Regions from separate parts of the Homo sapiens genome. Here regions 1 and 3 are each linked to region 2. A link is a contact called in ENCODE Hi-C or POLR2A ChIA-PET data. All regions are on one chromosome and are shown on one strand. The core of a region is the stretch at or near the end of the contact, and the rest is flanking DNA. Distances in the headings are between cores, read along the strand shown.

Region 1 (2,802 bases), core at 74-2,573, 3.9 Mb after region 2:
AGCAAGACCGTCCCAAAAAAAAAAAAAAAAAAAAAAAAAAAAAAAAAAACCAAACTGCAGCTATCTTCATAATAATGGAGGAAGATTTCTTCCAAAATCAAATTTTTCTATTTTTCTTCTACATTATTATACTTTTGAAACATTTCTTTATATTTCTAGTTAATTATCCTACTGCAAGAGAAATTCTTGCTATTGAAAGCCATGATAAGAAGTGTAAATCATCTATTACATATATTTGAAGTGGTATCTTCAAATAGTTTTAATTTAAGGGGATATCTCATTTCATATGTAATTAGTCAGCACATGTATAAACCCAAGGATCCCAACTGTCAGATGTATTTTATTTGCTTCCCTTTTCACTAGAATTCTTACTCTGGGGAATTCCAATGCCTTAGGTGTTATAAATGAGAACAAAGAAGAAGGAGTGATGCAGAGTTATCACACTTTCTACCTCCTCCCCTGCCCCTGCCCCAGTAATGCATTGCTGCCAACATCAAAACATCTTGGAAGGCTGTCCAGGGTATCGTTACCTTACAAATCCCCATGAACCATGATGAGAAAAGCCTACTATTAATAAATAAATAAAGCCACGTAATAGGTGTCCAAAATTGCCTAATAAGATTGCCCATTGTTTATATGACAGACATTTAGATCCTTGTACTCTGTACTTAATTTCCTACCAGAAGCAATATTTCCTATCAAAGACTTTTCCTTTGTTGTATGTAATAATTTCCCCTGACTCAGCACTATAAGGATCTGAATGTTTTTCTTCTGTTACAGGAAGCGTTGGTAACCCGGATACAGAATCAATCTTATAAAGCATCATATAACAAGAAAGATCAGTCAGACTTAGTCATGAAAGACAGGAGCCAGATTAAAAACTAGGTATTTTTTGTTGTTGTCTTAAAAGACCAATTTCTGTATCTAAAAGTTTGTTTCCAATAAATAAGTAAATAATTTACAGTCTAATATTAAGTTGTAAAGTTTAAAAACAGTAAAAATCTGTTTATATAATTTCAGAAACAGAGCCATTATCAAGTAAGAAAGTAAGACACATGCCATGTAATGGAAAGCTTATCTAAAGAGTAGCCTAATGTGAAGTACAATGTCTACTTCTCCTTCAATTAAAGCACAATGAACCAAAAACCACCAAATTTATGTCAAACTCTGTTCTCAAAAGTTGGTCAATTCATTCATTCAGATATTAACTGATTGCACATTGTCCATATAGCATGTAGTCTAGTGTAAATATAAAACATGGGAAGCACCAAAATTATAATTCAGTGACACCAAACTTCTAAGTGACTAGAACTTAGCTGAGGAGACACGGCTGACATGAAATATCCAAAATGCAAAACCTTGTCATTTAAATACGAAATTGCATGGTAACCAGAGTAACTTCCTTTCTTGTTTTATTTTTTCTGATATATACTTCCCCCAAACCAGACCATACACATAACCATGTTCATGGTTGAAAAATCAGAAGAGCAGAAGAGAAAAAGTGTAAAAATGAAAACACAATCCTTCAATTCCTCCACTCCTGAGATATCCAGCACCAAAGAACCACAATACAATATGCTTTCACATATTGTATTCTAAGCTAGGCGTATACTCCCATTCCTTTAAAATATCTTCCATGACATCTTTTCCTGCCTGTATCTCCTACCTGAGCATTAGCTTGGGGAATAGCTCAAATACATTTCCCCATTGAAAGGATGGGGATCTCCAGGTGGGCTCAGACCGCCAGGCGGGCTCAAATGCCATCCTCCGTGATTCCTGAAAATTGTGAGCTTCCCTCAAGTAGAAATGAGAACCTGAAGCATCAAGATAGAACTGTCTCTACACCACCAACTACAATGTTCTGACAAAAAGTAAAAGCTAAAAAATGCTCAAGTTCTAGCACTTGATTATTCAGAAAATGCTTCAAGAATGAGAACTTCAATTATACTTTGAAAGACAGTTAAAATTTGTTGGGGGAGAAAATAAATCATCAGAAAATATTCACAATACTAACTGTGACAACCTATTTGATAGGATGGTCAAAAAAGACCCATCTAAGGAGGTGATATTTATGCTTAGATCTTTATCCCTCCCCTGAAAATATGTAGAATCAAAAGAAAAACTTTTCAGGAAGGCAAAGCAATTTGAGGAGGCAACAAGTAGAACATACCTCAGAACTGAAATTAGACAAGTGAGGCTGAAGTTTAAATGTTATTCAAGAGTAAGCAAGAAAGTCACACATTATGTTTTTTAAATTATTTCCAATTAAGGGAACCAAATAAAAATACACAGAGGGATACTGAACAGTTAAGAAAAGAAGGTTGCAGCCAAAATGCTAGTCAAAGTAGTTTCAGGTTGATACAACAGGAAATTTTAAAAAAAAATTTAATTATATTAAATAGAGCTGGCATAATATAATTATTAAAGCAATGGATGAAAATTCTTTAAAGAAGGTATAAGGTAATGCCCGAATACTACTCACCTATTTGATGAAAACAGATGTGTACCATAAAAAGATTCCCATATACAATATACGACCCATATACAACTAAGAAACTACCCCAACAGCACCTCTGTTATAGCAATTTTGAAATTTTAATGTCCACTAAGAAGAAAATATAACATGAATCAGGATAAATAACAAACATCAGGTTCCAATTATGTGCTTCTCAGTAAAACTTTTAAATATGCTAATCTTCAGCAGTTAATGGACAACAAATAACGTGGAAAGTGGTTTTACTTGTAACTCTGATACTTCAGTTATATACAAAAACAGATTCTAGATGCTGATTCTAATTATGG
Region 2 (2,868 bases), core at 179-2,678:
ACCCTTTTGGTCTTGAGCCAGTTAGTTAAGCTCACCAGAGTCTTGATATCCTTATGTATAAAGCAGGGAATATAACATTCCCTACCTAGCCAATTGAGAGGATTGGATGAGAGCTGCACATTTTATGTGGAGTCCTAAATAAATACTGATCTCATTCTTTTCCCTAATCGTGGTTATGCCTCTCATACTCACTTTTCTTTTCCATTAAATGGAATAATATGCATCAAGGACCTCATGCAGTTCCTGAAATGCAGATGCTCATTCCACGTTTTTTTTCTCCTTTCTTCCTTCCGTTGTGGCCTGCTCAGTTCAGGACTGTGTTGCTTCTTGTCTGGACAATTGTTGCGGCTCCCGACATGGCTCTTGCTCCTGCTTCAGACATTTGGATTCACCGCATTCACTGCTGGTTGGTTTTTCTTCCTCATGTGTGCTCTGATTAGGACACCCTTCTGCTCAGAAGACTTCACTTATTCATCATTTCCAAGAAAATGAAGTAGGAAAACATGTGGACCAAGTTATCTTAGAGACATATGTGCCATGACTTTCTTACATGTGAGGTCTATTTTGGCCAAGTGGTACCATTCACTGTTCCTTCAACATGTCCTTACTTTTCTATTCTATTAACTTTCCTCCTGGGTCTAGGATTGACAACGATGCAGTCTCAATCTTTGAAATCTATTTCTACCATGATGCTTTCCCTGATTCTTTAAACATATGGGATTTCTCTCTGCTTTGGCCCCCAAAAGACTTTGCACCTCTCATGTTCACCTTAGTTCTCATTTTAGTGGTTATTTATTTACTTGTTCACACTTACCCATTCCTCCCTTCATGATACAATAAGGTTTTGAGCCTGTGTCTAATTAATATATCTATATTTTTAAGTAGCTAGTCTTGCAGGCCCTGAAAACCTTTTGGTTCAATTAAAATAGTTTAACTTTGATATACAGACCTATGCTTGAAAGTGAAAGTCTTATAGACAACAGAACCACTGTTTATGAGAAGAGAAAGAGAAAAGATAAGAGGAATAATAAGAAAAAAGGGCAGCTTCCTTGGGTTATGAGGTAATTATTGGAATTCGGTCAGAAAAGTAAGAAATAGAAATAAGTACGTGTCCCAAGAGAAGCAGCAATACCTAGGATTATGCTGACAGAGTGAGGGGGATTTAAAAGCAGTCTCCATTCTAATGCTTTTTAAATTCTCGGCATAGTGTAATGATTACTATTCCAAAACAGAAGATATGTTGGCAAACTGCCCTGTATTTGAAAATAGAGGAAATGCCCTGGAAAGAATGAGATGTGGTAAAGAGAGGAAATGACAATGTACTGAAAAGACTGGGCTGTAAGTCATCACAGCGGCGCCCTGAAACCCGATATGTCAGGCAAGCTGGTGGGATCCTGGGATCCCTCATGTAACGGCACTCATTCTGACAGAAGCAGAGATAAAACAGACTAAGTACACAGAGGAGTTTAAGGTTTCGTGAATGTAAGTGCTGAGTACAGAATGGTGCTCAATAAAAGCTTGTTAATTGATGGACCACAGGTTTGTGACAAGACTTCTCAGAGTCTGATTCTTTCAAGGTGGGATATAAGAGTAAGGTAAGCACCTCAGAAAATGCCTGGGGCAGGTCACTCAGTGTTGCTGGGACTGATGGTGTTGGCTTGGCTTGACTAGGATTTAATAATACAGATGTGCCTCAACTTATGAAGGAGTTAAGTCCCGATAAACCCATAGCAAACTTGAAATACCATGAGTTCAAAATGCATTTAATACACCTAACTGACTGAACATTATCGATTAGCCTGGCCTACCTTACTCATGCTCTGAACACTTACATTAGCCTACAGTTGGGCAAAATAATCTAACACAAAGCCTATTTTATAATAAAGTATTGAATATTACATGTACTTTATTGACTACTGCACTGAAAGTGAAAAACAGAATGATTGCATAGGTATGCAATCATTGAAGTATGGTTTCTACTGAACGCATGTTGCTTTCACACCATTGTTAAGTCGAACTAACACAAATCTTGGACGGTTTGTAGTCATATCTTACCCTTACATAAGCCACTTATTTCACAAACTTAAATCATAAGTAAGAACTTGGATATCATCCAAGAAGGCCTTTGAGTAGCCAAATTAAGTCCGATTAAAAAAGTTCTTTAAGATGAAAAATAGCAGTTTAACCCTGACCAGTCGTTTCTTCTGGTTAAGACAGCACACATCTATATGGTTGACAAAGTTTCATTTCATTATAAACTTGTCTAAAAAGAATAGTATTCAAAACACATTTTTAAGCATAACATAGAGCATTTACTGCTCCATTAGACACACTTTGAAAATCAGAAGGCAATCTCTGAGATGGTGTGGTTTTGGTGAATTCTGCTTAAGTTGCTTGGCATTCAGGTTTTGTGAGGGCTTGGGCTGTGATCGTCATCCCTCCAACAGCTTTGTGTGTCTGAGATTGAATATATACCCATAACTCAGGGAAAATTTGTTTACTCATCATTTTATCATCAAATACACCATTATAAGTTTAGCAAGCAAAGACCAAGAAAAAGGTTAAATTAATATTGATGTTTTAATTTAAATGCAAGATAAAAAAAATCTGGTTAACTTTATTCTCCTAAACAGTTGTTGATGCTTTTTGAACTCTAAAAATGAATTATTTGAAATGATGCCTTTAAAGCTTTCCTTTCTCTATTTCACTTTAGTTTCTACAAGTATATAGGCTTCTCTTTCTAAGAAGATTCAGAAATTATCTTTGAGGAAAACTTCAAGAAATTTCTTTTTGGCCTCTTAAACTGGGCTTTTCATTGAATTCTGGTGCTCTTTGTTAAAATTTGCATGATTGGTTTTTAAATAATTC
Region 3 (2,823 bases), core at 87-2,586, 3.4 Mb before region 2:
TCCTACCTGTTCACTTGATTAAAACTGTATCTCTTTAAAAGATGGATACTTTGGCCAAATAGTTGGCTTTTTCTGTTCTACGTTCTGAGCTACACCAGTTTCTCCAACATCAAAGTTTCCTTTTCCACCACCTTAATTCGCCATCCTGCTGTCCAAAGCTCATAACTTCAGAGCTTCACTTTGTCCCCAGACTTATACACTGAATTCCAGTGAACCAGAAAGAATGCTCATGGAATACAATTAGTGACTAAACAATTCCAAAACGCTATTGGTTTGCTTTCTTTCTAGACGATGTACTTAGAAGAACAATAATAAAATTTCAAAGGGACCAAAATCTTTCTTTCTACTCCTCTCACATGAATCACCACCTCCTTTGCAAACAAGTGATTATTTACAAAGCTTGTTAAAAAAGTAGTTTAGGCTTGCATTTCATTTAGAATTGCTCTATTGCTCCATATTTTGTTTTCCCCTATGATTTAAGAATAGTTTTATTGTACATATCTTTACAAATATTTAAATCAAAGAGAATTACTGTAGTTTAAAAAATAGAAAAACGGGGCCAGGCGTGGTGACTCACGCCTGTAATCCCAGCACTTTGGGAGGCTGAAGCGGGCGGATCACCTAAGGTCGAGAGTTTGAGATCAGCCTGACAAACATGGAGAAACCCCGTCTCTACTAAAAATACAAAATTAGCAGGGCATGGCGGCACATGCCTGTAACCCCAGCTACTCGGGAGGCTGAGGCAGGGGAATCGCTTGAACCCAGGAGGCGGAGGTTGCGGTGAGCCGAGATGGCGCCATTGCACTCCAGCCTGGGCAACAAAAGCGAAACTCCGTCTGAAAAAAAAAAAAAGAAAGAAAAAGAAAAAGAAAAACAACAGAGGAAAAAACACGGCATGGGTTATGAAAACAGTTATCGAAACAAAAGATTATCTCAGGTGAAAAAAGGAAATTGACAGCGCTACGTAAGCAAAAAGATCTCAGATTGTACTTGTTGACCAGGAGGTAACTGGTAATTAGGAAAGTAAACATTTCTGCCCTCATCTACTATGCAAAACTACATTGTCTTTTCATAAAATTTTGCAGAATCTTACCTTAAAGGGGAAGATCACAGGTTACTACATCACTGCTTTTTTATTCAAACTAAAAATCATACTTCAGTGTTTTTAAAAAGTTAAATGAAATCCAGAACGCCAAATAAAAGGCCAATAGAGAAAAAGAGAAGGAAGCCAGATGCATGCCTGTATTTCTGGAAGGAGAGTTTCTCAAAGGCTTTTTTTTGAAACCTCCTTAGCTAGAGCTAAGGTTTGAGGTTAGCTGAGCATCGCGTGCCATTCTTGAAGGGTCCTAGGCACTGACTCATTTGCTTTATCATTTCTCATGAAAGCAAGAGGTGGCAGCCATCACCAGAGAGCAAAGGGGTGACTTGGTGACTGATCTCATTACTGAACTAAGGAGAGCACTCTCACGCAAAGTTCAGAACCTCCCCACACCCAGAGAAACTCTGCCAGTTCATAGAAAAGAAGTTATTTCCACCCAAGAAGACAAGTGGCAACTGGAAACAGATGTGAAGAAAACAAGAATAAACACCTTTTTCAGAAATATAACAACTGTAACAAATAATCAGTTTTTCCAGTTCCCACCTGTACACCATGCTCTCAACTATATACTGCAAGTTAAAACAGAATTGATCATGGTTCTGTATTTTTAAATTCTCTCGCTTTCTAAATACATCACTTCACTTTTAACAGTCCAAAGAGCTCTTTATAATTTACTTCCTCTAAGGTAAATTTAGGTGCAATTTTAATAGACTGGTAGGGGCAAATGCCTCATTCCCACCCAAAGGGTTGAGGAATGAGTGATGGACACGGTGAGCTAGGAGAAGTAGAAAGTGATCAGTGCCCTGTGGGAAATAATGGGAATGTCACAGGTTTCTTCTTTTCTGGGTCACTGGGGCATGCCTTTTGATTGAGCATAACACAGATTAATGTCATTGCCTGTGGATTTTGGAAGGAAATTGCAACAACTTTGGTTGATCACTTACTGGAGTAGAGACGGGGAGAGACAGATACTTTTCTACTTTACATGCATTTCTATTTCAATCCTTTAAGCAACCAGGAGAGTAAATATTTTTATTCCAATTTTAGGATGAGAAAGTGGACACATGGAGTTAATAGAAAAGGAGAGTAAAAATGATGGAATACAGGCAGACTGGCCCCATTGTCAAACCGTAGTCTGAATGTTTCAAAAGCACATCTGCCTTTTTTGTGACCAATAACCAGCATTTTTGTATAACTACAATTAGTGAAGCATGTCCTCATATATTATCTCAATTTATCCTCATTAAAGCACAGATAGAATGTGCTATTCTTAAGCTTGTTACTCAGGTGAGAAAAACGAGTTTCAGGGAATTCTCAAGATCACTCATCCAGGAAGTGATAGAGCCACCACCAGAACCCAAATCTTGTGCCTTCAAATCAAATCCTCTCCTCTTTCAGTTTTGCCTCTCACCTCTCATCTCCACTCCCATCCTCTTATGATTCATGGGAAGGTTGTGAGCTGCCGTAGACTCTCACACCCACTTGCAAGCTGAACTGGAGCTTTAGCCTGTCAGCTACACAGCTTCCTTGTAGCACTTGAATTTTTCATCAGTTATTTGCACCTTAATATGACAAAGGATATGAGATGAGGTTTTTTTGTGACACATTGTAATAACCCAAAGTTGTTAGTTTACATTAGGGCTCACTCCTGGTGTTGTATATTCTATGGATTGGGACAAATGCGTAATGACATACATCCACCATTACAGTATCATACAGAGTAG

The links. A loop is a pair of places that touch in the nucleus more often than their neighbours do. ChIA-PET counts read pairs that join two places held with the same protein, here RNA polymerase II (POLR2A). Pooled maps may share reads with other maps.
Region 1: a loop to region 2 is called in a pooled map, with 2.7 times the contacts of the local background. The contact joins the enhancer-like site here to the promoter of RDUR in region 2. A Hi-C loop is called at or near these places in 4 of 50 pooled maps. POLR2A ChIA-PET finds 5 or more read pairs at or near these places in 2 of 52 experiments (BJ and activated T-cell).
Region 3: a map with no recorded cell type shows a loop between it and region 2 (7-fold over the local background). The contact joins the enhancer-like site here to the promoter of RDUR in region 2. A Hi-C loop is called at or near these places in 3 of 37 single-sample maps with no recorded cell type and 5 of 50 pooled maps.

Annotation. Positions count from the first base shown.
Region 1 is chr3:105,829,653-105,832,454 of GRCh38, forward strand. The region is part of intron 3 of CBLB (Cbl proto-oncogene B); the gene reads right to left. Among named protein-coding and RNA genes, the nearest start is that of CBLB, 38 kb to the right of the region's middle. Within about 2 kb of position 1,324, at least 7 of the 41 ENCODE cell types and tissues checked have a DNase peak (open chromatin) inside an H3K27ac peak, as active enhancers do.
Region 2 is chr3:101,939,431-101,942,298 of GRCh38, forward strand. RDUR (RIG-I dependent antiviral response regulator RNA) reads left to right here and starts at 1,429. Exons shown (of 4, transcript NR_026934.1): 1 at 1,429-1,595.
Region 3 is chr3:98,555,020-98,557,842 of GRCh38, forward strand. No RefSeq gene overlaps it. Among named protein-coding and RNA genes, the nearest start is that of GPR15, 24 kb to the left of the region's middle. RefSeq lists enhancers at 764-1,963, 1,015-1,334, 1,465-1,544. Within about 2 kb of position 1,337, at least 6 of the 41 ENCODE cell types and tissues checked have a DNase peak (open chromatin) inside an H3K27ac peak, as active enhancers do.